Linked DNA regions of Mus musculus: region 1 is linked to region 2. The links are chromatin loops, found by intact Hi-C in ENCODE. Cell type or tissue: heart. All regions are shown on one strand. Each heading gives the region's core, and the rest is flanking DNA. Links, peaks and the distances in the headings are about the cores only. Region 1 overlaps Kdm4a (lysine (K)-specific demethylase 4A). Region 2 holds the start of Ptprf (protein tyrosine phosphatase, receptor type, F).

The links. Peaks named below come from ENCODE experiments on the same cell type or tissue, not always from the same donor. Only the 100,000 strongest peaks of a DNase experiment are listed, where the experiment ranks them.
Region 1: it touches region 2 in a loop (4-fold over the local background); 4 of 42 quality-filtered maps call a loop at or near these places.

The regions. Positions count from the first base shown.
Region 1 is chr4:118,140,509-118,156,148 of GRCm38, reverse strand. It overlaps Kdm4a (lysine (K)-specific demethylase 4A), which reads left to right. Exons shown (of 22, transcript NM_001161823.1): 12 at 2,839-2,959; 13 at 7,283-7,464; 14 at 8,947-9,151; 15 at 9,514-9,590; 16 at 10,013-10,068; 17 at 11,668-11,776; 18 at 12,065-12,250; 19 at 13,596-13,766. Among named protein-coding and RNA genes, the nearest start is that of St3gal3, 13 kb to the right of the region's middle. In heart, for the core only: a CTCF peak has its summit at 8,380 (motif pointing left); DNase peaks (open chromatin) are centred at 5,678, 8,358 and 11,668; H3K27ac peaks cover 505 bases.
Region 2 is chr4:118,284,286-118,299,925 of GRCm38, reverse strand. It overlaps Ptprf (protein tyrosine phosphatase, receptor type, F), which reads left to right and starts at 8,529. Exons shown (of 33, transcript NM_011213.2): 1 at 8,529-8,746; 2 at 15,074-15,153. In heart, for the core only: no CTCF peak of the experiment used is centred there; DNase peaks (open chromatin) are centred at 6,815 and 8,495; H3K4me3 peaks cover 3,029 bases; H3K27ac peaks cover 2,887 bases; H3K27me3 peaks cover 147 bases.

The DNA.
Region 1 (15,640 bases), core at 5,083-13,082, 140 kb after region 2:
GCAGATCTGACCTCAGGCTCTTGTGCGCAATTCTCCATTCGGCTTTTACTACTTTAAACCCAGATGCCTCACAACTTCCTTATCCTTTGGGTCTCACTGTGTGTCACTGGCTATTGTGGAATTCACTTTGTGAGCAAGGCTGTCCTTGAACAAACAATGCATAAACACATAGCCTCCTCCACTCAGCGTCCCTGCTCAGCAGCACTGGGCAGATCCTCCCAGCTTGGCCCATGAGCTTTCCATACTTGTGGAGCGAGTGACTGAAGGGCAGGCTTGTTTTAGTGAGAAGCCAGCATGGAGGCGTAACAGCTTTGCCTGTCCCCACAGATCTGACAGCACCAACTGTGTGTTTGGAAAGACGAGGGTTTCTGAGAGGACTGTGTGTCTCAGGTACTCACACCCTGCCCCTGGCATCCTCTAGCTGTAACCGGGCCACTTGCTTTCAGTGTGTATGCTACTTGTCCACACCCAAGCTCTGTCCAGAGCCACCTGGTAGGCTAGCTTTAGTGACGGTGCCCTGCGGAAGTACCAGGGCAGTGGGGTTCCCATGGCTCAGGAGGCCACGGAGATACATCTGCTGCAGACCTGCTTGTTCAGGCAAGGCTGGGAACAGATGCTTCTGTGCAAGACAAGCCTCACTGGCAGCGTTGACTATAACTCTGTAGGCCACATGTTAGAGAGGAAACAGAAATTTCTGGAACCTGGGGCGCTGCGCTATTGAAGGCAGGGGCCTGGAACATTCTGCACAAGATTCCTGGCCTTCTTTAGTGCTGTTGCTGTATTTGCCTTAGGGACTCTATCGGTCCTGCCCAGATCGTACAGCATGGTCCCCCTGTTTTACAGCCGCCTGCTTCTCAGTCTTAGGTCTCCATTGTCATATGAACATAACACGTTGTTCACAGGGTTAGGTCATGGGCATTCTGTCTGCCACATGTCTTGCTGTCTCCATTTTACTGACTTCTTTCTCTCTGGCTGTAGACCATGCTTCGGTGGCCTATCCTGGAGGCCGCTCTGTCCTCAGACTAATCTAACTTCTCTTGAGGTGTGGTTCCTTCCTGTTCCTGCTGTCTTCTGGGATAAGTAGACATTAGGTCTAGATATTCGGGTTGCCATGTGTTCTGGGCACCTCTCTGCTTCATGAGCAGCTTTGTGGGACTCCATACTACTTTTTGGAGTCCTGGGGAGCCTTCCCAGCTGTGTGGAGCTCCTCACTTGTATCCGCTGAGGGGCCTTTTTATGTACATTGGTCACTTGATGATGCAGAGGGTTAAGCCTGGCCTGGACATGCACAGCATGGGTAGTGCCCCTTAACTACACCATGGTGCCCCATTGTACATTAGAGAAACACTGCTTTGGGTATACCATGTGGGCAGGGTCTCTTTGGAAGTCTGGTTGTATGTCACAGGCAGTGCCTACCAAAGATCCTTACTCTGTCTCGTTCTGGTACGGTCCATGGATTGATCTTTCACTCAGGAGATCTAGATCCTGTCCTGTCAGTCTGTTGCTTCACACCTCCTCCGTTCCTGAGGGGCCTTTGCACATCGAAGGTATTGAGTCAACATTTGTTGACTGGGTGGTCTCATGGACCTATTGGTACACTTGTATTCGCAGGAACAGGCTCTCTGCCTGAATGTGGCCGATACAGAACTATTTTCTCTTGAGATGCCAAGCGCCGTCCTGAAGCTCCGAGATGCTCTGTATTCCATGGGTCCAGGAGACCTCTAAAGTGGCCTGTAGTGCCTCCACTTTTCCGTAGACCCGAGGCATAAGTGTCGAAAAGTGGCTAGCTTCTAGGCCTCATTTCCTCCCTTAATGGTTTTGCCAAGTCTGTGTCTTGTAATGTCAGTATAACCAATTTTTAAGCATGCTGATTAAAAAGAAACTCTGGAGTATTAATCAGTCCTGTACGTCTTAAACCTAATTATGTTTGCTCAGGCATGATGCAAATGCAGTGTTAAACAACTTTCCCATGTCACCTGGGCCAGAGGGCAGACACCCTGTGTTGGCTGACATTCTTTCTTGGAGGAAAGGAAGCTCAGATCACCAAGGGTGCTAGCAGTGGCCACAAGAGCCCAGTCTCCACAGGGTGGAAGGTGGAGTTGGAGCTGGGCTGCTATCCTTGCAATGGCTTAGGTGCCACCTCCCTTTGTCTGTCGTCTAAGTTCTCAGTATAGAGGGCCCAGCGGCCCAGCACTGAACAGATGCTGACCTCCAAAGGACAGGGCCGCTTGGACTCCTCTGATGTCCTGATGTGTTTCATGGCAGGGACCTTAAAGTGGGAGAGTCCCTGCCTTGTTTAGGTGGCTTCTGAGAAGTCCAAGAAGCAAGACATACACAGATTTTTGCCCTAAGTTCTAAAGTGTGCCAGTATAGACTAGTGTGCATGGCACTATGGCTTCTGCTTTTCTGAGACATGTTTTTTAGATTTGTCTAAATTTTTATTTGTGCGTGAGTACGTGGCACCAGTATATGTCTGTGCACTCATGTGTACAGTGCCTGAGAACTACAGAAGAGGGCGTTGAACTTCCTGGAAATGGGGCTTAAGATGGTTGTGAGCTGCCGGGTGGGTGTCAGGAAGAGCAGCTTAACCACTGAGCCATCCATCTCTCCAGCCCCCAAATTGACCTTTTGTTCATTTCTACATTATTTGTTCCCTGGGCCCCTCTTCTCCCCTCAGCTCTCCTGCCTTCCCTCCCTTCCTCCTGTTTCTGAGACTTTGTATCCCACACGTGGCCCTTCAAGCCTTTGTCCTCTAAGCTCAGCCTCCCGAGAGAGGGGAGGCTCTCGGGTGTTTGCCCTGCGGTGTCATCACCTGCTGATCGGCCCTGCTTTGCTCAGGTTGCAGATGAGTACATGCTTTCCCTGGAGGAGAATAAGAAGACCAAGGGTCGCCGCCAGCCCTTGAGCAAGCTCCCACGCCACCACCCACTCGTGCTGCAGGAGTGCGGCAGCGATGACGGTAAGTCGTCTCCTCTCTTCACTAGACGGAAAGCGGGTCCCCACAGCGAGCCTTGCCCTCACCGGGCGTCAGAGGTCAGGGGTGGGCGTGGGCCCAGGGCCCAGGACAGTTCAGAGCTGGTGGGCTGTGTGATTGTACGCAGCCTCTTTCTTTTCTCTTCCTAGGAGGTACAAGGTTGGTTTTTCAGGATAGTAAGTTGCGTCAGTGATACCAAGCTCTGTGCATGCACAGCTGGCTAAGATATGTGCCTGCCCTCAAGGTGCCCACCGAGGAGTGGGGTTGCCAGCTAAAGGGATGTAAAGAAAGGAGCCCTATCCAAGCTGAGGGGACAGCAGGAATGAGACGGGGAATGGGGGTGCAGGCAGGGGAGCTGCCGGGCAGTGCTGCCTAGCTCAAGCTGGAGGACACCGCTGCCGCCTGAACTGAGCTGAGGGGCAAGGCAGGCGTGGGGCTGGCCGTCCACAGCTCCTCTCACGAGCCTACTGAGGCTGTCCTCACACGCAATAGGGAACCGTGGAGGTGTGTTTGAAGAAGGGGAGCACCACAGTGGGGTTGGCATTGGAAGGACTGCTCCCAGACACCACTGGGCCCGGATGCTGGTGGGGTGGGAGAAGCGGAAGTAGTGAAGACGGCGCCAGCCGGATTGGGCAGCAGTCTGCAGAGCTGGAAGGGTAGACCACAGGGAAGAAGATGAGTTGATGGCCTCATCTTTGTGTCCTAAGGCTTTTGGCTTCAGAAACCCAAGGTTACTGTGGATAGAGAAAATTGATGTGGGAAGACATCGATGTGGAGGAGTATTTTTAAATGAAAGGGTCTCACTCATCAAGAATGCCTAGAAGCTTGAGCAGGGGCTGGAGGTGGGACAGAGGAGCAGAAGAGCCTGGGGAGGAGACAGAAAGGGGAACTAAGAGATCTGTGCAAGAAGAACTAGGAAGTGTAGCTTCGAAGCGCATCTTGACAACAGCAGGGAGTGGTCATCTCAGTTGCCTGGAGCAGCAGGCTGGTGCTGGCAGGCCTCCCAGGTACTGGCTCGTGCATGCTTGTGGAACCAGAGCCACTTGGACTGCTGACTCTCCAGTGCGGAGCCCCTCTCCTCCTCTCCTCTCCTGTGACATGCTGTCACAGCTCATCTCTCAGTTTTCCTCTTAGAAAGTATGGGACAGCCTGGGCACAGGGACAGCCTACAGGCCCTGGGATCAGAAGTGGCCAGACTCTGAGTCTTGTCCCAGCTGTCCCTCTGAGTCTGTGCTCAGAGAGCTTCTGCCTCTTGTATGATTTCTTCCCTTGATGCTTTAAAACGACCCAGGTTAGCCAGGCAGGTGTGCCACACGCCTTTAATCCTAGCACTTGGGAGGCAGAGGCAGGCAGATTTCTGAGTTCCAGGCCAGCCTGGTCTACAGAGTGAGTTATTTTTTTTTTTTTAAGATTTATTTATTTATTTTATGTAATGTATATGAGTACACTGTAGCTGTACAAATGGTTGTGAGCCTTCATGTGGTTGTTGGGAATTGAATTCTTTAGGACCTCTGCTCGCTCCGGTCAACTCCACTCTCTCAGTCCCTGACTGCTCCGGCCCAAAGATTTATTTATTATTATACATAAGTACACTGTAGCTGACTTCAAACGCACCAGAGGAGGGGTCATACGGGTGGTTGTGAGCTAGTTCTTAGACAGCCAAGATTACACAGAATAAAAAACCCTGTTTCAAAAAGGCAAAAACTAACCAATCAGACAAAAAGACACAGACCGTAGGGAAAAAAAGTTTCCAAGAGGCAAAAGAAAAATTATCCAAAGAGGAGTTTGTGAATACTGAGAGCACACACTTCCAGCCCAGGTGTGAATTGTTGTCTGAGTATGTCTTTTTGGAATTATGTAACTGATGTCATCTGTCTCTACTTTTTGTGATAAGCAGTGTTCAGTCATGGCAAAGTGAAAGGAGACTCTGTGTGGTCCCCCCCATGTGTTCATTGCTATCAGAACTTTTACTGTGAGTTTGTCTGCTTTCTTTCTGCTGGTACATTATGGACACAGGGTATAGTATAGCCCAGGCTGTGGTATAGCCCAGGCTGTGGTATAGCCCAGGCTCGCCTTGAGCTCCTCCTGATCTTCTTCCCTCCGCTTTCAGGTGCTGCTCTGGCAGCTTCGGCTTCTCCTGGACACCTGCTGTGTCCCTGAGAGGAGGATGTGGTTATCTGGTCTCTTCACTGTTCTCATTTATTTTTGAGACAGGGTTTCTCGGTTTAGCCCTGGCTGTCCTGGAACTCTGTAGACCAGGCTGGCTTTGAACTCAGATCCACCTGCCTCTGTCTCCCAAGTGCGTGCTGGCTCGCGCTCTCTCTCTCTCTCCCTCTCTCTCTCTGTCTGTCTGTCTGTCTCTCTCTCCTCTCTCTTTTTCTGGCTTTTTAAAAAGGCATTTTTATCTGAATAACAACATTTTCAGTGCGATGCACACGTCTTGACTATAAGGCTCCGTGAAGCTTTACATATGTAAACTGTTAGAATTCTGATCTCTGCAATTTTCACTTAACACAGTGGAAGTCTCCCCTTGGCATTCAGTGTTCACATATGTCATGGTTTGGGCCACTTTTGGCTTCGTGAGTAGAGCAGATGTCAGTATGTGAAGACGGGTCTATGAGCTTGTCTATTTCTGTCCCTGCTGTACTATCTTGGTCCCTCATGTTGGGGTCAGGCACTCTGGGCTCTTAGAGGCTGTCTGGCTCGTTCACACTGACCTCCTTACGCTACAGTGGCCCTTCACAGGGGCTGGCTGTGCACAGTGGCAGCTGCCAGGTCCCTGTAGATGAAACCTGACTATGGTAGGTGGAGGAAGAAATGGCTTCTCTGCATTATGCTAGAGTTGCCTAGAGCGAGCATGTGGGCACCTACAATAGGTGTGCCCACCACAGCTTACGCTAGGCTTCTTTGCAGAGACCTCGGGCCTCTGGGGGAAGGAGTGTTTTTATCGTAGCCAGTAGCACTGCAGTGGTTTGCAAATCCACAGTCCCCTGGGCAGTAGCCTCATGGCGATGCCTGATGGGCGCACTGTCAAAGCCAATTTCCTGTCAGCCACTGAATGCATGGCCAGAGGGATAGACAACAGGGGCTTCTCATCTCCACATGCAACAGCACTTCCTACAGGCTTGCGCCTCCTCATCTGTTTATTGCATCAATCTGTCCCGACGTTTGCTCCTGCTTCTATCAGAGTTCTCTCCAGCGTTCAAAATTGTTAAGGTTCTGCCCTGCTCCTTGACCTTGTGTGTGCCAGGAACTAGTGGGCTTTGCACCTTTCTTGCTTTGTGAGAATAGTTCCACTGTGTTCCACTCTGCAGTGAGTCTCACTCTTGTGGAAAGATGAACCCAGAGGAGGATTTTTCCTTGGTCGTGGTTAAGGGTGCCTGAGTTGTGAGGCCTGCTGCTGCTGCCCAGCACACTGAAGAGAGATGAGGAGTCTATGGCCCGGGGCTCTGAGGAAGGCCAGCAAGTTGCTGGTTGAGGCTTTATAATACTTGATGCTCTTCAGGATCAGCATTTTCCTCCCTCTCTCCCAGTCTTTGAACATGCAGTAGCCAGTTTTATTTCCTGGCTACTGGATTATGCCTGTGAGTTCTCCACTCACAAGCTCCTGGTTGACATAGACATTTAGTGGCCAGGAAGAAGATTCATCTCCTGAGATCCTGGGATGCCTCCCCCCCCCCCCCCCGGCGCCCCCCACCAGGCAGATTGTTCTTCCCCCACGACCTGGACTTTCCAGAGTGAGCGGGGAAAGTCCTGACCAAGGGCCATGATGTAACACCTTTCATCCTTACTAGTCCTGTCTTGGCCTGTTTCCCCAGGACAACTGAAGGGAAAGCCCAGAGGAGAACGGACTTGACTCGCTGGCATTTTGGAGGCAGCAAACCGCATAGTTCCTGACTGTCTGCTGCTTTATTCTGCTGCCCACAGAGGGCAGAGGGTTGAATGTGGCAGCTGTTACAGGGGACAGAGTGGGATGAGCACCCAGAACATGAGGAAGAATAGAGACCTTGAGCCAGTCTGACAACAGAAAGCAGTTGCGACAGCCACCCTAGTCCCCCATGTCCCCGTTCACATCCCAGCTAAGTCTCCCGGGCTAGTCCCCCATGTCCCCACTCACATCCCAGTTAAGTCACCCTGGCCTAAAAGGAGTCTGTTGGTAATTGTTTGGCCTTTGCCTTTTATCATCCTCTGGAATCCTGAGTTTAGTCCTAACCTGGAGCCAGGGCCACTGGCTGAACTCCTCCGCACTGTAGGCAGACCTCCTGTGTGCAGGCTGGTGCTAACTCACACTTCTGTTTCCTCCTCTAGAGACTTCTGAGCAGCTGACCCCCGAGGAGGAGGCTGAGGAGACAGAGGCTTGGGCCAAGCCTCTGAGCCAGCTGTGGCAGAACCGACCCCCGAACTTTGAGGCTGAAAAGGAATTCAATGAGATCATGGCCCAACAGGCCCCTCACTGTGCTGTGTGTATGATCTTCCAGACCTACCATCAGGTGAGCGTGCTTTGCTGCCGCCAGATATCCTGGGCCAGCAATTGGAGGAAGCGGGGTTTAATTGTGGGTGCGAGGTTTGTCACTGCTTGTCTTAGGAGGCCTTTCCCCTAGTATCCTCGTTCTGTTAATGCTCGCGTGGCTATGCCAGGCAGATAACACTTAAGAATGCTTTGATCTGGTGACCCTTGTTTGTGACACAGATCTCGATGTTTGCAGAGCATGTTTCTTCTTATCTTTCTGGACCAGGGCTCTTTCTTCTCGATCCTATGCAGTCCTGATCAATTAGGGTACAAGAATGCAGTTTCTTTCCCATTTGACATTAGCCTTGGGCCAGGAGCCCGGTCTTCTCATGCCATTTTCTTTTTTCCCCTCCTCATTGTCATAGTGAGTGCTGCCTGAGCAGAAGGCAGCTGGGGCCAGGGAGGCGGGAGGGCAGAGGCTCTGCCACAGTGAAGGCTGGGCTCAACTGTGGGCTTCCCATGCCGGTCCACTGATGACCTCACAGTGTGGATCGCTTTGGGTCGAGCTCCAGAAGGTCAGACAGGAATTCACAGCAGTCAGGTGCCGAGTAACCAACTCAGGCTCAAATGGGTCCTACGCCGTGTGGCAGTAGGTAGGCAGTTTCCCTATGGCAGTTAAAGTGGCCCAGCTGCCCTGAGCTTGGCAGGGCCCAGGCTCATGCATGCAGAAGGATGGCATCTAGACCCACATGCTGGATCAACAGCTACTTCTTTGTATTAACTGGCAGCAAAGCAGAGAACTGTTTGTGCCGTGTTTGTGAGGGACGTGACTGCCTGATTGTTACTGTCAGCAGCTCTCTTAGGTGGGGGCCAGAGTTTCTTGAATGGCATAGGCTCAGAGGGTGACGCGCTTCCCGGCTCTGTCCTTGGAATAAGGATCATGGTGCCATCCAGCGGCAGAGCCAGAGGATATTTGTAGTGACTATAGTTTGCCAAGAGGACTATGAAACATAATGTTCTTTCTAGAGAGCCCTCAAGCCAGGAATCACAGGTGGGGACCCAGCCATGTGACAGTGCCACAGTTCAGGTGACCTGCTGACGTGGCCCGGCAGAGGCAGTCAGCGCTGGTCCGTTAGGAGCACGGACTCTGGGTGCTGTCCCCGAGTGGGGCTGCCATGTGGCATAGCACCTGGGGGACAGGCAGTGCCTGGCTGCTGGTGTCTCTGTGAATTTTATTATCACTTGGTTTGGGAAGACTCAAGTCCCAGGTGCCTCTTACTTGTTCCCTTTTCTCAGTTGTCCCCCAGGGCCCTTTGTTTGATGCTGCTGTGAGAAATTGAATTTGAGTCATTAGAGGTAACTTCAATTAGTAGCTTCAGGATAATGGCTGTGCACCCGGGAGCTATAGCTGCAGTCATACCCGTAAGAGGCCCAGCTTTCTGCTGATGGAGCAGGTGGAGGGCTAGGAGCACAGCCGCGTGCTCACCACCCTGCCCCCGTTCGTTCTCCGCCGTTCACTTAGGTGGAATTTGGAGCCTTCAGTCAGAGCTGTGGGGATGCTTCAGAGCCGGCTGCCCAGACTCAGAGGACCAAGCCACTGATCCCCGAAATGTGCTTTACCACCACTGGCTGCAGCACAGACATCAATCTGTCCACCCCGTACCTAGAGGAGGATGGCACCAGCATGCTAGTGTCCTGCAAGAAGTGCAGTGTCCGGGTCCACGCCAGTGAGTACCTCTCACCTCCTCTCACGGGAGCTAGAAGTTGTCACCGAATGGCCTTCCCAGTCTCCTGCTGCAAAAGATGCTTATGTCTTCTTGGGAAGTTGGTGGCTGGTGGATGAGTTGCCTTGTGGCTCCAGCATCCATCCCAGTGCCTGTCAACTTGGGGTCTCTAGATACATACTAGGGAGCTGTACCAGTGAATCCACAGTTTCTGACTTTCCTGGGTCTCCGGGCCACACTGTATGGTTGAGCCCTGGGGACTCTGGGATTTCTGTATGATTTACTGTCTTTGGGAGAGCACTGTGCATCTGCATTCTAACGGCAGCCTCTGGGTTGGGTTGCATTTGCTCTCCTGCTGTCCTTAGGTTGCTATGGCGTCCCTCCTGCCAAGGCTTCTGAAGAATGGATGTGCTCTCGATGTTCAGCCAATGCCCTGGAGGAAGTGAGTAGCCCCATGCTTTTCCCATCGTCTTCAGAGATCGGGGTGGCTTTGGGGCTAGCCTCTTTCCATGCTGGACACAATTTATGTCCAGAGCAGCTGGCTTAGGATTTGGTACTCGGAGATGTCAGAGCCAGTGGATCTGAGAGCTGTGAGGGCAGATCAGGTAGCTGTCCCTGGAGCAGCCATCACTCCCTTTGAAGAATTCGACTCTTGGTTTGGAGTCTCAGAATGGGGCTCAAGTGGTTCATTCTGTAGTTCTAATTATGCACTAAGGCCTGTCTCCTTCAGGGGAGTCCCGACTGCAGGGCATGTACCTGAAGGCCTACCTGCCACTACACTGCTCTTGTCCACAGGAAGTCTCAGGAGGGCAGACTGTATGTAGTGAGTTGTTGGTGACTGTGTTCCTTCTGCTTTCCGGACAGGACTGCTGCTTATGCTCGTTGCGTGGAGGGGCCCTGCAGAGAGCCAATGACGACAGGTGAGTTCTCTGGGAAGTTTGACGCCCAGGCCCAGTTCTGAGCATGTGCAGTGCTTCGAGGGCAGGAGCTGCTCCGGAGGGGTGGTGAGGACTCGGGCAGCCCATGGCACGGAGCTGGAATAGAATGAGCAAGACTGGCCTAGGCTGCCTGTCTCACTTCACCTTTTCCTCAGAGGCAAGACGTAAGCAGTGTCCTTCTTTGAGAGATGACAGTCCTGAGAAAATGACACAGGCATTTTGTGGTCTGGAAGTGAGGACACTGACCTGGTTACAATTGCCTGCCTGCCTTCCTTTTTAAAGAAAAAAAACAATGCACTTATTTTATGTGTGTGGCTGTTTTGCCTGCATTGCATCTCTGGGCATCCTGTGCACAGGTTTCCACAGAGGCCAGACGAAGACTTTGGGTCTCCTGGGTCTAGAGATACAAACGGTTGTCAGTCACTCTGTGGGTCCTGGGAATTGAACCCAGATGCCCTGGAAGAGCAGCCAGTGCTCTCAACCTTTGAGTTAGCTCTCTGGTCCTGATTCTTTCTTTCAAGACAAGGTCTCCTGAAATGTCCTGTGTAGTCCCTGCTGGCATCTAACTGTTGATCCTCCTGCCTCAGCCTCCCACAGACTGGGATTATAGATAATACAGTGCCAAGCACTTTCCACAGTTAACTGCCTGGCTAGACCTGCTGGTGGAGATCAGGCAGATGTCCTTAGGGGAACCTGTTGGGTACCGGGGAGAGCTTAGGCAGGCCACCCACTGTTAGAGCTATAGAAGTTTCTGGGCTTCTCAGCCTCCGTACACGTAATTCTCATTGAGTTATACCCTTGTGCTGTCTCAGGTCTACCTCCTCTGAGGAGGAAACACAAGCTGTTGAGGGCTTGCTCTGTAGAGAGTAGCACAGCACATGTGGGCTGACAGCAGCCGGCAGTGGATGGCCTGTCTCTGAATAAAACCCCACGGGTGTCCAGCCTCCCACCCTGGCAGGATCCCCATACTGCTCGAGGTGGATGGCTGTGTGGCTGTCCGCTCGTGGTGGATGGCTGTGTGGCTATCCTCACTCCTTTACTGAAACACGGCTGTTACCAGTGGTCACTGTAATTCTCCCAGGGCAGGTAGAGCCTGGCTGGTAACTTTTTTTGTTGAAGTGGAAATGGCTCTGCTTGAACCTCTCATCTTTGCCCTTTAACCTTTGATCCATGTTCTGCCCTCTAAGGCCAGACCTGTTCCCATCCCCAATAACAGCCCAACCAATAGTGCAGACTTTTGATTCCATGGCTCCTATAGGTTTTCATATCGAGCTGGGGCTGAACCCCGGGCCTTGTGCAATTGACACATCAGTGGAACCCCAACATTCCAACTTTGGGCATGTCTGTTTCCCAAAAGGTGTCTGGGAGGGAAAAGCCCACCACTCTCGGTCAGGCGCTTTGCCAGAGCAAGGAGGTGGTGTAAGCGGGTTGCCCCTGCACTGGCCTCGGGCAGTGTGTGCACAGTACTACATATGGTGGTAAATGACGCTTTCCATCGGTCATGCTGGGTGATAGAGGAAGTTTGGTCAGTAGGCCCCTGGGGCTATAAAAACGGGTGACTGAAACTTCCTCTTTTGGCAGATGGGTTCATGTTTCATGTGCAGTGGCAATTCTAGAAGCAAGGTTTGTCAACATTGCTGAAAGAAGTCCAGTGGATGTGAGCAAAATCCCTCTGCCCCGCTTCAAACTGGTAAGCCAGAGTGGGCTTGGGATTTGCATAGCTTCCCCGCTGATGAATCTGGGGAGCTGAGTGCGTTTCAGCTTAGCTTTGGTCAGTCTCATTCCCCTCGTGAGGCTGAATTGCCTCATGGGAACTTTACATTGGACATAGGAGTAGAGCAGTCCCTAGGTGCTCCCACGTATTGGGGGAGGGGGGAGTTGGCTTTTGATGGCTTGGCTTTATGCATTTCGGAGGGAAAACAAGAAGAGATGGATGGCCATTCCACGGAATCGTGTGCTCTCTCTCTCTCCTGTGCAGAAGTGTGTTTTTTGTAAGAAGCGGAGAAAACGGAATGCTGGCTGCTGTGTGCAGTGCTCCCATGGCCGCTGCCCCACTGCCTTCCATGTGAGCTGTGCCCAGGCTGCTGGGGTGATGATGCAACCCGACGACTGGCCCTTTGTTGTCTTCATCACGTGCTTCCGTCACAAGATTCCCAATCTGGAGGTAAGAGGGCACCATAATAGAGTCCTCTTGACAGGTTTCAGGGTCATTTTCTCTGCATGTTGCCAAGTTATTACATCAGCACATATCCTTGATGGAAAATGTTAATGAGTTAGCAATTAACATATGGCTCAGCCTGACCCACTTCTTGCCTTGGCCTTCACAGTTCAGTGGCACTGACAAACCATGGCTTGGTTCTTTGGTTTACCTGTTCCCTTGCTTAAGTCTCCTGAGCATCTTCACCCAAGAGCCTGGTATGTCAGAGCCGTTCTGTAAGTGGTGAGAGCTGAACCCTCTGACAGTTGGACATTTTCTGCCACATAGGAGGGCGGTGACATGTGCAGGACATGTGGAGTTCTGGAGGAGCCTGGGGGGGGGGGGCTGCCCCAAGGAAGTAGAGGGGAGTTAGAGTGTAATCATAGCTTCAGAAACAGAGGAGTATGTCTAATAAGAGTGAACATTCAGGGTGGTTCTGGGAATCTGGCAGGTAGTCATAAAAAGTGAGCAGTGCCCTGGGGAAGGCCCTGGCCCGCCGCATTTAAGGTCCCTTCTCTTTCTGAGTGAGGATAACTTGTGGAAGGCCAGGATTTCGAGTCATTTGTGTGCAGCTCTGCACATACATTGGAGTGTACGTGGGAAGCAGATCAGCTTTTGGGAGTCAGGTCTCTCCGTCTGCCTTGTGGGTGTAGTGTTTCTCGAATCCCCCACCCAGGCTAGCTGGCCACTTAGCTTCCAGGTGATTCTCCAGGTGACATCTCTCATCTTGAAACAGGCATGCTGTGACTTCACTGTGCCTGTCACAGTGACTGGCATTTGTTTTGTTTTGTTTTATTGAGATAGGGTCTGTAGTCCTGGTTTTCTTAGAACTCACTGTGCAGACCAGAGTATCTCAGTTCTTGTGCCCTTCTCCTGAGGATAGAGCTAATGCCCAAGTGGTTGGTTAGCGATGTTCAGGGTCTAGGGCCCAGGGCACCAGCTACCTATTGCGTCTCTATCCAGATGCTATGACACATACCTGAGGTGTACACATTAGAATGTATTATTTGGTTAGTTCCAGGGAAATCATGAAGGGAAGTGAGTTCATGGATTTTTGGATAAGATAGGCTGAGGCAGGACATTGCTGTAAATTGGAGAACAAAACAAAATAATCAAAGAAAAAGATAGTATCATCTAAGAACTAGTTGGCTTGGAGCTCAGAGCTCATGTGAGTGGCTTGTCGCTGGAATGTAGGTGTCTGGAAAGGCCTGTTCTGCCTTCCATTTGTCTCAGTCTTTCCTTTGCCACACTTATTTTCCCCGGCCCCATAGGGGACAGTGCGATCCAGGCTAACCCAGGCTGTTCCTTCTAGCGTGCTAAGGGAGCCTTGCTGAGCATCACGGCGGGCCAGAAGGTTATCAGCAAACACAAGAACGGGCGCTTCTACCAGTGTGAGGTGGTCAGACTCACCACCGAGACCTTCTACGAAGTCAACTTTGACGACGGCTCCTTCAGTGACAACCTTTATCCTGAGGACATAGTGGTAATGTCTGAAAGCGGCTTCTGGCAGCACTTTGGGTCTGGGACATCTTCTTGTTATTGCCGGCTGGATGACTGTGGTCTCTTTGCCTGCCCCTGGTCAGTTTCCAAACAGAAAGAGCCTTTATTCCCAGGTTCCCTTTCAAGGAAGAGTGGACATGCTGGGGCGCTCAGCTTCCCCGAGGAGTTCAGAGGAGTCAGTGTTCCCTGCAGTCCACTGAAATATGCTTATATCTCAGACCAAATTATTTCTAATAGCATCTAGTTCAGGATGCAAGCTCACACTCTGGAAGCAAACCGCTGCTGATACAGTTTCATTGCATTAAAGCTGTGGGATTCTTTTATTGTATTTTGTTTTTTCGAGACAGGGTTTCTCTGTGTAGCCCTGGCTGTCCTGGAACTCACTCTGTAGACCAGGCTGGCCTTGAACTCAGAGGTCCGCCTGCCTCTGTCTCCCAAGTGCTGGGATTAAAAGGTAAAGGCTTGTGCCACCACTGCCTGGCATGATTCTTTAAAAGAACGATCCAACCCTTGTTTCAGCCATGCCCTCTCAGGATGTGTTTGTAGTTTACTTTGGGTTCTTCACTGGTGATGGCTCTGGAGCTACAGAGAAACTACCTAAGAAAGCTTTATCAACACCTGAAACCCTAGAGCCTTACCTGGACCCGAGCCCAGCTTTCCTGGCTCGCTATTCAGAGCTTAGCTCAGGTTCCCCAGCCTTTGCCCTTCCTTTTCATGTGCTAGCCTATGCGCCCAACACAGAAGGGCAAAACCATTTTTTCCTTAGTGATTCTTCACGCATTTTTACTACATTAGCAACATCATTGCCAAAAGCATATTAATTAGTGTCTTAGTTACTCTCTGTTGCTCTGACAAAACAGTATGACCATGGCAACTTATAAAAGAAAGCACTTAATTTGGGGCCTATGGTTTCAGAGTCGATGGTGCAAAGACATTGCAGCAGGAACAGCTGAGAGTTCACATCTTGATCTCCAGGTTGGACATAGGGGCATGGGGTGGGCATGATGACACAGGTTCTCTCTCTCTCTCTCTGTGGGCATGATGACACAGGTTCTCTCTCTCTCTCTCTCTCTCTCACACACACACACACACACACACACACACACACGGTTAAGAGTGTTTTGAAGTCTCAGAGCCCTCCCCAAGGGTTACCTTCTCCATCAATGCTCTATCTCCTGATCCTCTCCACGCAATTCCACCAGGTAAGGACCAAGGAGCCTAGGGGCTATCCTCCTTCAAACCACCACAGTTAGTTACCAGGCAGAGTGTAACTGTGAAGGCGAGGGTGATCACTGGTAGTAGCACGGTCAGGGACTAGTAAGCGCTCAGCCAGACCTGGTGCTGTGCTGTAGGTCAGGATGTCTCGCTTATCACACATGCGCTGAGAAGTGTTGCTGGCTCTAACTCCAAACACTGCTCCTGTCTGAGTGCCTTTTGTTCTAAGAGACCGTGTATTTGTGAATGTTACCTATCAATAGTTATTCTACTAGAAATTAAAACTAAGATTAGCTATTATCTTAATACTATTTGATATGTGTGTGTGTGTGTGTGTGTGTCTGTGTCTGTGTCATATTGACATATTTCCCCAGTTTTATGAATCTTTTTCAGGTCAATTCTTCTTTCACTCTTGTTGTACATTGTTTCGATTAACATATAGGGCATGGTATAAGGCCTATGAATCCAGCTCATAAGAGATTAAGGCCAGGGTCTCTAGAGTTCAGATCTGGTCCTGACTACACAGTGAGCCTATGTCAAAGCCAGATAGATAGATAGATAGATAGATAGATAGATAGATAGATAGATAGATAGATAGATAGATAGAAAGAAATAAAAAAGTATGGAAAGAAAACCTGACAT
Region 2 (15,640 bases), core at 3,961-11,960:
TGTGACAATCCTCCAGTCTTAGCCCCAAATGCTGGTATCAGGTGTGAGTCACCATAGCCAGCCTCGTTTGACTTGAAATTCTTTTCTTTTTGGTCTTTGGAAAGCTCTGGTTATAACCCTGATGCCATATTCTGTCTTCATCATGAGTTGTCTTTCAAGTTACATTATCAGGGTCCAGAGTGTAGCTCAGTTGGCATGGGGTTTCCTTAGCATTCAGGAATCCTCAGTACCACATAAAACCATAATTTCTGTACTCTAAAGTGGAGGGATGGAAGGTCAGAAGTTCAAGGCTAGCATGAGTTACATGAGACCCCTCCCAAAACCAATCAATTAATTAGTAAAAGAAAATGTGCACTTATTTTCTTTAAAGGGAGTCATCTGTGATCGCTCATGCTCTGGTCTCCGGTCTTGGAGAGGATAAAGGTGATGTGGTGAAGGGGAGGGGCTGCTAGGGCTCAGGGAAGGGAACAGTATTTTCTGTAGATGGAACATCGTCAAGTTCCAGGTGCTGGGCCACATCAAGAGGTAATTCCTGCAGAGCTTAGGGTATATATATATATACATACATATACATACATATATATACACATAAACATATAATTTAATATATATAATAATATATATCATTTAATTTTTATTTTATGTGCATTGGTGTTTTGCCTGCATATGTCTGTGTGAGGGTGTCAGGTCTCCTGGAACTGGAGTTTCCGACAGTTGTGAGCTGCCATGTGGGTGCTGGGAATTGAACCTGGCTCCCTAGAAGAGCAGCCAGTGCTCTATCCACCCAGCCATCTCCCAGCCCAGCTTAGGCTATTTATACCATGGCAAATGAGTTCCTGACCGCGCAGCTCAAGAAGAAAAGCAGACTGGTTCTCCTTCAGTGATGAGAGCACTACGAAGATAAATGGCTGTCTAACTTTTGATCTTTTCCAAAAGTTCCCACCCTCAGTAGCATGCTCGATGCTATTGTCTAGACTTCCTTCTGCGTGGCTTGGACTGTTCACAACTTCCATGTGAAGCAACAAAGATAACACCCGAATTCTGTTACTCCTGTTTTATATAAAATAAATTCATAAGTACTTAAAAGAAAGAGTCTATTTCCCTGTTTAAGTTAGCCAAAACTCACATATATTGGGGAGAGTTTTTTCTTTGTGTGTGTGAGTATGTGTATGTGTGTGTGTGTGCCTCTTCACACATACTGAGGTCAGAGGACACCTTTTGGGAATCAGTTCTCTTGTACTCTGGTCACCAGACTAGCATGACAAGTGCTTTTACTGTCTCAGCTGCCCCATATGAAAATTTAAAGTGTAATTTATAATGAATATACTCCAATCATAAGCCAAACCTTTTTGGCAGGGATCAGCTCTCTTGAAGCTGGTCAGCACCTAGACACTGATGTCTCATTCCCCTACCCTGAGCCTAGCAGCTCCCTCCTGCCCCACCCCCATCGCCTTTATCCTCCTCAAGACCCTCCCCAGAGCCTACGTTTTGATCTGGCTCATTTGTTTATTTGCTTGCTTGTTTGAGCCGGGGTCTCATTATGCAGCCAGGTTGGCTTCGAACTCATGATCTTCTTGCTCCACTTCTGAGGGTGCCACCATGTCAGTGTACCTGAAGCCCTTTTGAAAAAAAAAGAGGGAGGGAGGGAGGGAGGGAGGGGAGGGAGAGAGAGAGAGAGAGAGAAAGAGAGAGAGAGAGACTCTGAAACTCAATAAATCTTGGTTGAGTGAAGGGACTGTGTGAGCCAGATGGCAGGAGCCTGAAGCGAGCAGGGCTTTTCCTTGAGGCTGCAGGAATAATGATCTGGGAGTGGCTTTGGGAGCAGGAAGGCTCTGCCTGGACTCTGCTCTGTGATTGTGGAATGGCAGCCCCCTACCCCCACCCCCTGGGACAGTTGCTGCTTCCTTGGTTAGGCAGGAACTGGAGGGAAGCTTATCTGTAGGGGCCTGAGAGTTTAAGGCATAAGGAAGGGAAAGTAGAGTTAGACAAGCGTAGGGCATGTGCCAGAGGAGGCCGACAGGGGTGAAGGCTGAGCTTCCGGTGGAGGGTAGTCAGGGTTATCCAGTATAGGAGACCCGGTGAGATGAGCTTGTAAAACGCTTCTCCAAGCCGATGCTATTAGAAGCTTGATTATGCTAATTCTAAAACCATCAAATAGCTTCTAAGCTCTAGAACCTAGGGTGTGCTCTGATTAAGTGCTTTACAAACACGATTTTGTGTCCCGCTTCCAATTCTGCTGTTTTATCCCCTTTCACAAAGAGGAAAGGAAGGCGTTAGCGAGGGGAAGTGATCTGGGCTGTGGGTGTTACTCAGACCTAGGTCAGCAGCTCTTTAAATGTCAGGCTCCCCTTGAGCCGCTGCTCTGTGCTCACTGAGTCTTGGGGGTGGAGGGTAGGATGGCATGGCAGTGGATGGAGAGTCCCTGAGAGCTGGAGCATCCAGCATCGAGTTTCTGTGCAGCTTCTGGAGGCCCCTCCTGACATCTGAATTCCTTCACCTGTGTTGCCTGGTACTCTCTTAGGTTCTGCTCCACTTTCCACAAAAGACCAGGAGCCTGCCTGCGGGGTGATGCTTGTCGTCCAGTGGAGAAATACTGACCTTACATGTACTCCTGGCTGTGGGGTATGGCCCCCTGTGTACATCTCTGGTATTCCAGTCTCCAGAGAAGCTAGGTGTTCTCTCTCCCCTTCTCTCTGCTGCATGCACTTATTCCACTAGCTCATTCCTTCAAAAACAAAACCAAACCAGTGTCTCTTGGTTGCTTTAGCACAGACGGGAGACGTCAGGAAGGCTCATTCAGAGCTGGGCTTTTGCCATCCACACATGATGAAGAGGTGGGAGGTAAAGGAGCGAGGAGGACTGACGAGAGCATCACGAAGTGTTAGGCTTTAGGACCTAAATCAGCCGTGGAGGAGAAGGGAGGGAGGGAGGGAGGGAGAGAGGGAGGGAGGAAGGAAAAGAGGTGGTGCATCGGGAGAGTACAGGGTCACTCGCAGAGGGACCTGATGTAACAGTGAGGTGCAGCAGGGACCAGGCCCAGTGTGTGCTGTTAAGAGGGGGCTTGCAGCTCGGGTGGTGGAGTGCTCTGTCAGGATGAATGAAACTTGGAGTCTGAGCCCCCAAACCGCATACACTGATGATCATTGTGGTACTGGCCTGTGACCCTAGCATTCGGAAGGCAGGAGCAGAAGGAGAAGTTGCAGGTTGGCCTCAGTTGTAGAGAGAGTTTGTGGGCAACGTGAAACCCAGGAAAAGACAGAAAGATGGGGGGGGGACTGAGATGAGGAGAGGGAGGGAGAGGGAGGGGAAAGGGAGAGGAGGGAGAGGGAAAGGAAGCGGGAGGGAGAGGGAGAGATTGATTCACACTTCTTATAAGAGATGGACAGCAAGGTCAAAGAACTGTGTAACGGGAATAAAAGTAACTCAAGGTAGAGCGGGAAGCAGACGGAGCTACTGGGACACCCACCAGGCTAGACATGACACGGAGGTACAGCCATCGGGCATCATTACAGGAACTGGGGAACCCATATAATGCCAAGTCAGCACTGGTGAGATGCGAGGTGGAGGCAGGGGAATCCCCCACAGCTTAGAATGCAGCTAATGTGGCATAGAGGTGAACAACAAGAGACTGTCACAAACAAGGCAAGGACAGACACTCGAGGTTGCCCTCTGGTTCCCATACGCTCACCTGCATTCCCGTCCACACATATGATGCACACACACACACACACACACACACACACACACACACACACACACACACACACTTTGTACACACAGAAAGTGATTCAGAAGAGGAAGTTAGTGATCATCCAAACCTGACCCGCAGCAGACCTAGAAGTGAACAAGAGGAAGAGTGAAGAAGGTTGCCCGGAGAGAGTGAAGAAGAGCTGAAGTCTCTCCCACTGTGGAGGGGGGTGTGCCCGAGGGGGGTGTGGGCCTGAGGGATGGGGGCGGGGGAGTTCTGTTCAGGGCAGGAGAGGCTTGAGCGTGACAGAACAGGAAGTGGCAAAGAGGAAGCAACGAATGGGGAAAGGAGAGCAAAGCCTTGAAGAAGTCAGAGCATCTGCTGGACAGCAACCTCCAGTCCCTTAGAAACCACGGGGATGGGCAGGAAGGAGCAGGTGTGGGTGGCTTCACTTGGCGATAAGGACATTAGGGAGTCCTGCTAGGGTGAAGTCATCATTAGCTTGTTCCATTGAGAAATCAGCTCCTGTATCATGCTCCACCACAGTGACTCACTGGCAAGGAAGCAGAGACATTAGCCAGGCTTTTGTGTTCAAGGGACTCAGCCTTTCTCTCCCATCTGTACCGGGAGGAAGGCGAACTGGTGATTGTGTCTTCTGAGCTCTTCTTGACGTACGTCCGTCAGAGGCATGCGGGAGGGCAGGTAAACAGCACTGTCTACCCCACCACCTTGGAAAGCAGCTGTCGGTGGCTGGGGGGGTGGGCAGGGGGAACCACGCCAAGGACTAAAGGCTGAAGCTTTGTGAAGGGTGGAGCTGCCTAGAAAGAGCCTGGGATGAAGGGGGAATGAGGATGGGAAAGTGAGGCCTTGGAGAAGTGGACAGTGCATAGTGGGATACCCCATTACAGTGATGGCCACTGTTCGAGTATCTGTTTAAAGCTCTCCCTGAAAGGCTCAGGAGCACAGACGGACCAACTTTGGGGCTGTGCAAAGCCCCAGAATTCTTGCACTTTCAGCAAGGGGAGGGTAAAGGCAGCTGTGAGGGATAACAGAACTGCTGCTGACCTGGTGGGGTGGGGACTCAGGCTGAAATGTAATTCGATTTCAACCAGCTAAGAGATGTACTGACGTCATGAACTTGAGGGGCATCCAGTGGGCCCAGGATCTGGACAAAGGGTGAATAGAGAGTGGGAACTGACATCTGGCGCTTCCCTCACCCTGCACCCTGGGGCTGGGACACAGCAGACACAGCACTGCTGCCAGGAGACATCACTTGGCCTTCACATATGAGCACAAGGACATGCCTCCCCTCCAGGCCTCGGAGCAGGGCAGCAGGGGCAGGTCTGCATGGACCCTGTGCTCAGAGTTTGACAATCTGGTCTGAGACTTGGCTTTATTTCTTCATATGCCATCTAGTCCCCCCCCCCAAGACTGTTCTCTCATCCTGTGGCCTCAGGGCCTGAGCCTCTGTTTCATTCCCCTGAGTTTGTGGGCAGCCAGGTGCTATACATTCTGAAATTAGACCATAGGGGTCCCAGTGTTCTTCTGCCCAGCCTTCATATGTACTATACCAAATAGGGGCCAAAAAGTAGGTGAGAGATGGGACAGAGACCAATAGTTTGAGAGCCTGAGATGGCTGTGGTGGCCCCAGAATGTAGGTCTGAGTGACCCAAAGCAGAAGCCTAGCTAGTTTAGCAGTGAGTGGGTCTGCCGCCTTCAGCCAGGGGGCGGGGGTGGGGCGGGGCTTCAGCCCTCCTACCTGTGAGTATCACAGCCACTAAACTGGGCAGAGGTACAGGACCACCAAATAAACCTCACATTACTGACATTCAGGGTGGTGAGCAGAAAAGACAGGTGGGCTTCTCTATTCATAAATGCCAAGACCACCGAAGATTGCAGGGTGACTGCCTAAGCCCTGGTGAGGGAAACTTTCTTGACCTGGTCATTCACATCTGGTGGCTCCTTGTGAACAGAAGGGAAAAATATCTTCACTGTTTTTTTAAATTAATTAATTAAATGTATATGAGTACCTTGTAGCTATCTTCAGACACACCAGAAGAGGGCATCGGATTCCATTATAGTTGGTTGTGAGCCACCATGTGGTTGCTGGGAATTGAACTCAGGACCCCTGAAAGAGCAGTCAGTGCTCTTAACCGCTGAGCCCTCTCTCCAGCCCTTCACTGTTTTAATAAATACATTCCAGTCACCTGCTGAGTGTTGGCGCCCTTGTTGGCCACTGGAACAAGGCAGTGGATGAAGCAGACACATCCCTCCTGTCCTTAGAGTCTTAGATGAGGGAAACACAAAGATGTAGATGTGGTGACAACTCAAGGGGACGTAACTCACGAACCCAGCCCAAGTGTGGCTTTCTGGAAGAAGCCAATGTCCCTCAGCAAGTATGAACTCTCTCCAGGTTCAGTAAGTTGAAGGGTGAGTTATCATATAACTATGTACAAGAACATTTAAAAATTGAGTTTGGCTTTGGTTGGGCTAATGTGGAGGTCAGAATTAACCAGTCTCTCCTCATCCCATCTGTGTCTCTGTCTCCTTCACGAAGTTTGCAGGACTGACGACCAATTGGGCAGGAGATCTATATTTCTGGTCCAGTGACTGAGTTTCTTGCCTGAGATGAATGGGGATAGACCTGAGACAGGAATTCTATTTATCTGAGGGACAGCTGAGACATAGCATAGAGAAGGGGCTTAGTCCAAGGAGCTGGAGCTCACACGGGGGCCAAGGGGTGGAAAGAGGCAGGAGAAGGAAAGACCTAGTATTGAGCCGTGGAAATGAAGAGACGACGCGGCCAAGTAATTGGAGAACCCGTGGTCATGGAGGGCAGGCTAGGCCGGTAAAGCCAGGGGAAAGAGCTGTTTCCAGAAGTCAGCGAAAAGGAGGTCGAAAATTATATGTTTTTAAACTGGGGAACTAAACAGTCAGAGTTCTGAAAAACAGACAAAATATATTTAAAGATGGATAAAAAAAAATTGCAGCAGCTCTCCCACAGCACAACAAAATTACCCGTGGGTGAAAAACCACTGCCTTAGGAGTATTCATTTTGATCTATTTGTCATCTGGGCCGAAGTGCCCAGATTCTCGGAAGCCAGGCCTATTGCCTTATCGTACACCAGGGGGCGCACGCGTACTGCTTGTGAATGCAGCTCCAAGACAAAAGCTGCCCTGTGATTTAGGTGTTCCCCTGAACTTGATCCTCAACCCAGATCCCTAAACCTAGCAGGTAACCATTGAGAACCCAGGAGCCTCAATAGTCCCCAGATCTTGTTTTTATTTCTCATCTGATTTTAAATTCTCAGAAAAATCGGAGAGATGCTATGCAGAGACCAGAGCCTTCACAAAGGATCTCACCTGATCCAGGCTGTAGAGGCCAGAAGGGTCTCACCTCTTGTCTTAATGGTGAAGCCTCGTGGTGTGGGATTGGGAACAGAAAATGGCTGGCGTGACCTTGATGACTTTCTAAGTGATAGTTTCACGTGAGGAGCCTGAAGGCTTTGATGCCAAGGCTGGCTCTTGTTTGGAGATCACCAAGTCCCTATAATCACAGCTTGGAATATAAATCTTCAAGCAGGTTATTGGTTTAGTCCCTAGCACTGCACACACTGGACACGGTGGCACGTGCATTTGAATTTGACATGAGGTCAGTGAAGTTCAAATGCAAGTGGATGGTTTCAGGGTGGTGTGGCTGTGGACAAGGAGTCTGGAATTCAATGCTAAGGCGTATACTGAACAGATCTTGAGACCGGGGATCATTCATATCTGCTAGAATTAGTGTAGATGTTGGGATATTGGTTAGCCTCTGGGTGGGGTTGACCTCAGATCAGAGCACAGGGGAAGAGCGGTGTAGAGATAAAGGTCCGTGTGGAGTTTCTGTAAAGCCAGTCCCATCTCAGGTTGCACAATTATTAGAGTTGGATCAGATTATTATACTAAAAGATCACCAAGATGGGAGAGGTATTGAGATCAGTGTCTGTATTAGGGTGTGTTCCCCAACTCCTCTGGTGACCCAGTTCCAATTTTTCTATTGGAATTGAGAGTTTCAGCGTTGGAGTGTTCAGCAATCAAGAGCAGAGGACTTGGGTCTGGTTCCCGGCACCCACACTGGGTTCCTCACACCCTCCTGTAACACCACACGGTGAATATGCATATACAAGCACACACACACACTGGCGTACACACACAAATACATATATAAATAAAAATCTTCTTTAAAAATCAAGAATCCCAGCAGGGAAATGTTCTTGTCTGGGATAGAAATAAAGCAGAGACTAGAACACATGAAAGCACTGGGCTCCGGTGTGAGGCAGCTGCCTTAGCATAGTATTTTCTTCTGTATAAGGGTCTCAATATCTATACCGGACTCCATTCAGACCAAGGGTTGGGGCTGCTATCAATATCAAACTTAGGCCAGGTAGAAGAAATGAAGCCATTTAGTGTTCGAATCTGTAATTGGAGTCCATACACTATAGGCGTTCAGTTAAAAAAAAAATTACTACTTTTTCTGATTGCTAGGCAAATTTTAGGGTCTGGACTCAACATTAGGTTTAAAGGTGGTTCTGGGTTGGATTGGCGGCAGGGGACCCTAGAGAAGTATTACGTACATGTGAGGATTTGGGAGGGTCTGGACTTTTGTGTCTAAGTTTGGTTCTATCCACGCTCGTTCCTGAGGTTTAAGCTCAATTTTGATGTTCCAGGCGGTTTAGACTTGGGGTTGGTCTGCAGCCTCGTTGGGCCTACAGCTCCACTCCTCTACAAGCGAGAGTGCACGAGGGGAGGGGCGGCGCCGGGGACGCGCACGGCAGGGGCAGGGACGCGGGCGCGGGCGGGCGGGCGCGCGCGGCTGGAGCTGGCGCGGGAGCGGTGGCGGCGGCGGCGGCAGAGGCGGCGGCTCCGGCTCCAGCTCCGGCTCCGGCTCCGGCTCCTGCTCGGGCGGCGGTGGAGGTGGCGGTGGCGGGAGCGGGCGACGGCGGCGGCAGCGGCGGACTGAGAACGGCGGCCTCAGCGGCTCGAGGGGGGACATGCAGACCGACGGCCCCCGGAGAGGCGGTGAGTGACCCCCCGAGCCCCCTTCGGGCCCCTCGATGCGCGGCCCTTCCGCGCCATCCCCACCCTGCCCCCGCGTCCGTGGAGCTGAGCCGGGGGCGGGCCCGGGGGCGCCCGGAGGCCGGGCCGCGCCCCCACCTGCCGCGCCCGCGATCTCGTCCGAGCCCCCGCCGCACCTGAGCCGCAGCCCGCACCCCCCGTGCAAAGTTTCCCCGCGCCGGTGGGCGCCCGGTTCCCCATCCGCCGCGGTCGCGCTCCGGGGGCGGCCTTCAGCCTCCCCCGCCGGCCCCGGGCGGGTCCAGGCCGCCTCCCCCGTCCCACGGCGCCCCCTCCCCGCCGGCGGAAGAGCCGCAGCCGACGCCGGGTCTCGCGGGCAACCGGGCGCACGTGCGGCCCCGGGACGAGCGGGGCGTGAGTTGCGAGCCCCCCTTCCCTGGTCTCCGTACGGAGCGCGGCCCGGGGAGGGGCCGGCCGGGCGGTCCCAACCCCCACCTCGAGCGGCGCCCTCGAGGCCCCAGAGCGGCTCGTCCCGGGAGGACGGGTGCGCTCGGACCCGCTCCGAAAGTTCACTCAGTCGCCTCCCGGCGTCCCGCCCCGTCCCGTCCCGTTCGGGTGTGCCTGGTCCCCAGTCTCTGCGCCCGGGTTTTCGTCTCGGCGCCTTTCTCGGTTTCCCTAGGTGTCTCCGGCTCCCTGTGTCGCTCACTGCCTCCCGATCTTCCTCCCTGCGGTCTCAGCTTGTCCAGCCGTGGGTTTCTCTCCCTTTCCAGTCTCTGTTTCTCTCCCCGAGTATCGGGTTCTTTCTCCCTGGTCTTCCTGTCCTCTTTCCCCAGGTCTCCGTGTTCCCTTTCTTCAGGTCTCCCTGTTCCCTCTCCCAGGTTTCCATGTTCCCTCTCCCCGAGTCTCCGTGTTCCTTCTCCCCGGGTCTCCCTGTTCCCTCTCCCCGGGCCTCTGTGCCTCCATGTCTCTGTAGCTCCCTCCTTAGGTGTCTCTCTGCTTGGTGTCTCTGAATCCCCCTCTGTCAGGCCCCCTCCCCCACGTCTCCGGAATGCGGCCCCTCTGGTTCTTCTTACCCCGGGAGGGGGAGGGGCTAGCCCTTCTCCCCATTTCTCCCCCTCCCTCTGCAGGGCCCCTGAGTTGGAGCAGGTGGGGTGGGAGCTCTACCTGCCAGTAGCTGTGGAATGGGAGGGAGGACCACCCTGAGAGCAGCCAGGGCCGGCCTGGGGATGCTGGATAACCAAGGGCTGTTGTTGAGGAAGACTCCACTTGTGCTGCTGAAGGGCCCAGGGTGGCATCCTGAGTGACCCGGTGCTGGCTCTGGCCTGGGAATACGGGGAAGTATTTTCTGGTTGGTAGGCCTGGGGAAGGAAGGACAGTCAGTGGTAGTTCCTGGATGAAGGGCCCAGTCTGGGATCCTCTGGGAGGTACCAGGAACCTGATAGGATCCAGGGGAGAGGTCTGACAGGAAATCGGGGGCCGGGCAGGGGGGGGGTATTCTGTTTTGGCTCCGTTTTAACTCTTGCTTCAGGGAGCGTGAAAATCCCTGTTTTTACAGATTATGTGGATATGCCTAGGGCTCCAACGACTCTTTAAGAACAAGCCTTCACTCTCAGCTAGGGCTCAGGCCACATACCCCATAGGCCCCACCTTCCCACCTGCCTTCTGGGTCTCAGCTCACCCTCCATTCTGCCAGTGCACTTCACAGTCCCTGGAAGGAGGAGCCCTCCTGCAGAAACCCGCTGTGCTTGCACACAGGGCACACCTGTCTGTGCGTGCGCCCTGCACACTCAGCCTCAGGCCTTGCTGCACACATGCTTTCTTGCACTTTCTAATACAGTTCCTTCATGGTTTTGTTTCCCTTGAGTCACCATGGTCCTCTTCCCTTCCTCTAATGGGGACAGTTTTAATAGGATCCTTCTCTTCTCGCAGCCGCATCCCCTTCCCTCTGTCCAGGCCCATGTGTTTAGGGCTATGGGAAGAGGACTTTAGTTCTGGGTGCCAGAGAAGCAGTTTGCTGGGGGTGGGGTGAGGTGAACTGCAGCAAGGCTAGGCTGGCTGGAAACCTTGCCTTGTGAGTTGTATTGATGTGTAGCAAGATACTGTTCCCGGTGCTTTGTGCTGTCTCTATACTTCTTCCCAGTCACCTGTACTAGAGTCAGTTTGAGGACCTCAGTGGGAGGAGGTAGCCCCCAGCCTGAACAACCTCTGCGCTCCAGCGTGACAGGGCAAGATCTCTTTGCGGGTCTTAGGTTCAGTCCCCTGTAGAAAGATAATCGAGACTAGGGTGGGCCTCAGGGCTGCTATGAGAAGCCGAGAGAACTGTGCAGCTGTGGGAGTGAGCAGGCACTTCGTGGGGAAGGAAAAGAGAGTCAGTAACCTGTTATTGATTGCTGTCTGTGTGCCAGGCACAGGCCTAGGCACTTTGGGCCTGGCAGTCTTGCTTCCTGTGGGACTAGCAGCTGTGTAGAAAGGGAAGCCTCTCTTAGCAGCTGCTGAGGTGGGTGACAAAATCAACTGTCACTCCAAGCCCAAGCGAGAGGATTGGAGCAGTTCCTGTGTGACAGGGCAGAGTTGCAGGTTCAGTGTGAGACGAGTCTCAGAGACTACGGATGGGCTCTCTGAAGTGGGCTTTGACAGATCAGTAGGAGTTTGCCAGCTGAAAAAGAGAAAGGATGCTTTGGATGGAGGGAAGGGAATTAATATCAGCAGCATTGAAAATAATGCAGTGGCAGGCCTTACCTTGCAGGCTGGAGGCCCTGGATTCAGTTCCCGGCACTGCACAATTAATTAATTAGTTAATTAAAAAGTTTAGATGGTATGAGTAAAGATGGAGAGATGTTATCTTTTGTGGTGTGTTCGGAGACATAGCAGCTCACGGAACCTTGGATGTTCTGTGAGGTACTTGTACAAGACTTCTGAAACCCCAGAGGGGAGAGGCTAGGAACTTAAGGCTTGGGTGGAGACCGTGGGTCATGCTACAGCCGATTTCTTTCCTAGAAGATGGTTCTGGGCTATGGAAAGTTCTGGGTGGAGATGGTATTCCAAGTGAGAAAGAAGGATGGCGCCTGCAGAAAGTCAGGTGAGAGAAAGCTAGTTTGACAGGGAGGAGCAGCAGGCCATGGAGAAAGCACATTTGACAGGACAGGGTGGTGGGTGGGATGTGGAGGGAGGGAGGAGCCCAGGCTTTGCTGAAGTCCCTGAAGTAGGGCCTGGGGAGGAAAGGCAAAGGCCAGGTGGATGTTGAGCTCAGGCCCCGTGGGTTGTCTTTGAAGCACTTGAGTTTTGGTGAAGGTGCAGCTCCTACAACAGGATTTGGTCTGAAGATAATGTCTAAGCCAAAGAAGGACATCCGGAGTTCATGAGGGCTAGGAGTGACTTCTCTCAAGCAAGACAGCTGTCAGTAGTGGCCAGGAGCCCACATTATTAACAGCTGGAGTTCGACTTGACCTTGAACAACTTGCTAGCCATCTCTGAACCTCATGTCTCAAACGAGCATGAGAAAACTGCATGCCCCGTCGGGTTGTTAGGCAGATTAAAGGTAAGCACGGGGTGTTTGGGCCAGGGCCTCACGCCCTGTATGGGCTGCTCAGTGGTAGCAGTTGTTTTGATGTTTCTTCTGAAAATAAACTCTTCCATCAGAATCCATCACTAAGTCACAGAGTTGTCTTTGGAAGCGCACACTGTCCAGACAAAGGCATCTGCATGGCTGCCCTGGGCTGGGGCTTTACAGGTGGGGTGCTCAACCAGGCAGGGGTTGTCCCCCAGCCTCATGGTCACTGATGGGACTGTGTTTTGTACCAGTGTATGTGACCTACAGGGCACAGGCAGGTGTGAGAAGGCTGGAGGTGGGGCCCTGGAGAAGAGAGTTCTTGAGGTGGATGGAGAGGGTTCTGAGGAAGGGCAGTTTCTGTGGTGGTCTAATGCCTTCTTCCTCCTAAGATTCTTTGTTCTGCTTTTGCCTCCAGGGTCCAGATGCACCAAATCTCTGTCTCTGGGTCTCTGGGTCTGAGAGCTCAAGTTTATTTCCTTGGCTGTGTATTATCTGCCGTTTTCTGGGGACTGTTTGTGGTGCGGCCCCAGGCCTGCCTGGAGGTTGCTTCAGTCCCTGTCTGTGCTCTGGGTTTCTACTTGTTTCTGGTCCCACTGGTGGGCCGGGTTTCAGTCTGGCTGGCAGGTGACGCAAAGCCCAAGCGAGGCCAGCCAGGTTGATGCAAGGGCCTTCCTTCTACGCGATCTCGCTCAAACTGATCCCTAAGCCTGGCCGGAGACCTTTCTGGGTTGAACGCGATTCCTCACTGAAGTCCTATCCAGTTAGACCCAGTCTGTCTTCCAGACGCCTATGCCGGTTTGTTCTCTGGGTAGCTGCCCATCCTGACTGTTCTAGGCTTTGTCCCCTTGTGGGTTTAGAGTAGTTCTGTGGACTGCTGGTGGTGACTTGATAGTCTGGGTTGGGCCTCTTTGATCCTGGACTGGTGTGGTCCAGAGCACTGTTCTAGAATACTGCCTTGGGCTGTTCTGTGTTCCCTGGGGTCTTAGTAGCCTTGAGGTCCTGTGTGTTTCAGAGACCTGCCTCATGGCTCCTGCTTTAGGTAGGGCCTGTCCCTGTCATCAGGCAGGAGGTATGGTGCTGCTGGCAGGGGCGTGTCACCATGCGGTGCCTTGAACACTACTCCTCTGCCTGGGTTCCTGAGCAACGGTGGTGCTAACAGCCCCACAGCAAGCATTGTGACACTGGGCAGGCATCTCCAGACAAACGGGCCTTTGAGTTTGCAACTCAGGAGCTGGTTTCTCTGGCCAGACCTGCTTGGCAGCCTGCTGCCAGAGCAGTGGCCACTGGGAATGTTGTGGAGAAATGCAGTAGACTGGGGGAGTAGGAAGTCCATACTGACATGCTAAGGCCTAGGGCCTATGGTTCTGGTCTGGCAAGGGGTGGATGGGTCGGTAGAGGCTGGGTTGGTGAGATCTGAGTGAGGCAGTGTCTTTTAACCTAAGAAGACTCCCTAACTTTCCAAAGGTGACCAGTCTAAAGTGAGGACAAAGGCTAGAGAGAGTTCAGCAGTTAAGAGCACTGGCTGCTCTTGCAGATGCCCGGGGTTTTGGTTCCTAGCACCTACATGGTGGCTCACGACCTTCCATAACTCCAGTTCCAGGAGATCTAATGCCCTCTTCTGAACTTGAGCCCCCTCATACATGTACAGAGATGGTACACATATGTAATACAAGCAAAACACTCATACACATCAAATAAATCTTTTTTAAAAAGGTGAAAGCAAGGACAGGTGTGTGTGGAGGTTGTTAGTCTGTGGACGGTGAGGAGCATCAGTCCTGGGTCGGTGAAGAGCCAGGTGGCAGGACTGGGAGTGTGGGGTGAGGCTGCAGGATGCTCCCCGTGGGTACCAGTGGAGTAGCTGAGCTACTGATGAGGTGATAAGGGGGTGACTGAGCCCTGCCCCACCAGGGCCGTGCGCAGTGCTAGTGAGACCTCAGTAATAGTTTTAGAAGGAAGGGGCGGGGCTCGGATGCGCCGTGCGTGCCAGCCGAGGAGGCATCCAGGGGCACACCTTCATTTTAGAAATTACAGAGAAGCAGAAAGTCAAAAATAAATATTGCTCCTGAAGCTTCTTTGAAGGCTGCTGTGTGTGCTGGGGCGTGTCCTCCAGGCTGGGCTGTTTCCTGTGAATTCACCATCTCACCATGCATTGACGGAGCTCCTACTATGTGCTGGGTTCCCGCTGGGCACTGGGGGTAGTGAGTTGAGCCAGGCAAGTGTGCCCCATGTGTCTAATGAGCTTATTTTGGTGACTCAGAGTCACGTCAGTAAATAGATAACGTTTGCAGCCACTGCTTTGAGGTAAAGTCCAGGCATGAACTTGACGATGTCATGGAAGGCTTCCCAGAGACGCGTTGGATCTGAACTCTGAATGCTAACTGGTCAGCATGGGCAGGGCAGGAGAAAGTAGGGCACACTGGAAGATGGGAAGAGGGTGCTCTTGTGGCTGGCAGGTGGGGTTCCAGAGGTAGGTGGGTGACTGCTCTCCTCCAGGATCACTGGAGTTCACACCCATGGTCTCACTTGGCCTTGAGTCACTCCTGGGTATAGGGAAGTGGACAGATGGGCAGGCACATAGTAGGTGCTTCAGGAACATCAAGCAAATGCAGTGAAGTAACCAGATAGGTATTTTGACTAAACGGGGGTCAGCCGGCACCCACAGATCTGCAGCCTGCTTTCCTTTCCCCTGCGTGAACACGGAGTCTCAGAAGTCTGTCTGTGTCAGTTTATATTCTGCCTCGATGAAATTCTCAATGTTCTCTCATCTTTTCGTCCCTGTCCAGGAAGGAGCGGAGGCCCTGGTGCCCTGCCCTCAGTGCTGACTGCCCAGCGAGAGTGACTGGTATAAGCAAGCAGAGACCCGGTGAGTGTGCCCCAGTGTGCGGCCGGGGCTGCAGGGGTGGCTGTGGGCCGGGCTCAATGACTTGGATTTTGCTGTGAGATTCATATAGAGTTGTGGATGGGATGTCCTGTGTGCACGTGGCTGAGAGACGCTAGGGTGGGATGAGGGAGAGAAGGGAGCTGAGCCTTGTTTAGGGAGGTGGGAAAGACAGACCACCACCTTGAAGGGTGGGGGGTGGGACGTGAGGGAGGGGAGCTGTCTGGCTAGCGTGGGGGACAGAGGTGGGTGGGGAGTGATGAGGTTCATCAGCTGCCGTAGGTGTGAAATAGGCTTCCAGATGACACCAGAGTCTGCCTGCTTCTCCATTCCCATGTTTCTGTATGGAAAACAGACTGCTTGTGAACTGAGGAGTATGGGAGGAGGAGCAGGGTACTCAGGGCGGTGGGCTGGAGCTGTAGGGAACAAGGTTAGGCAGTTAGTTAGGAGTCTACATGGTGGGCTTGGATGT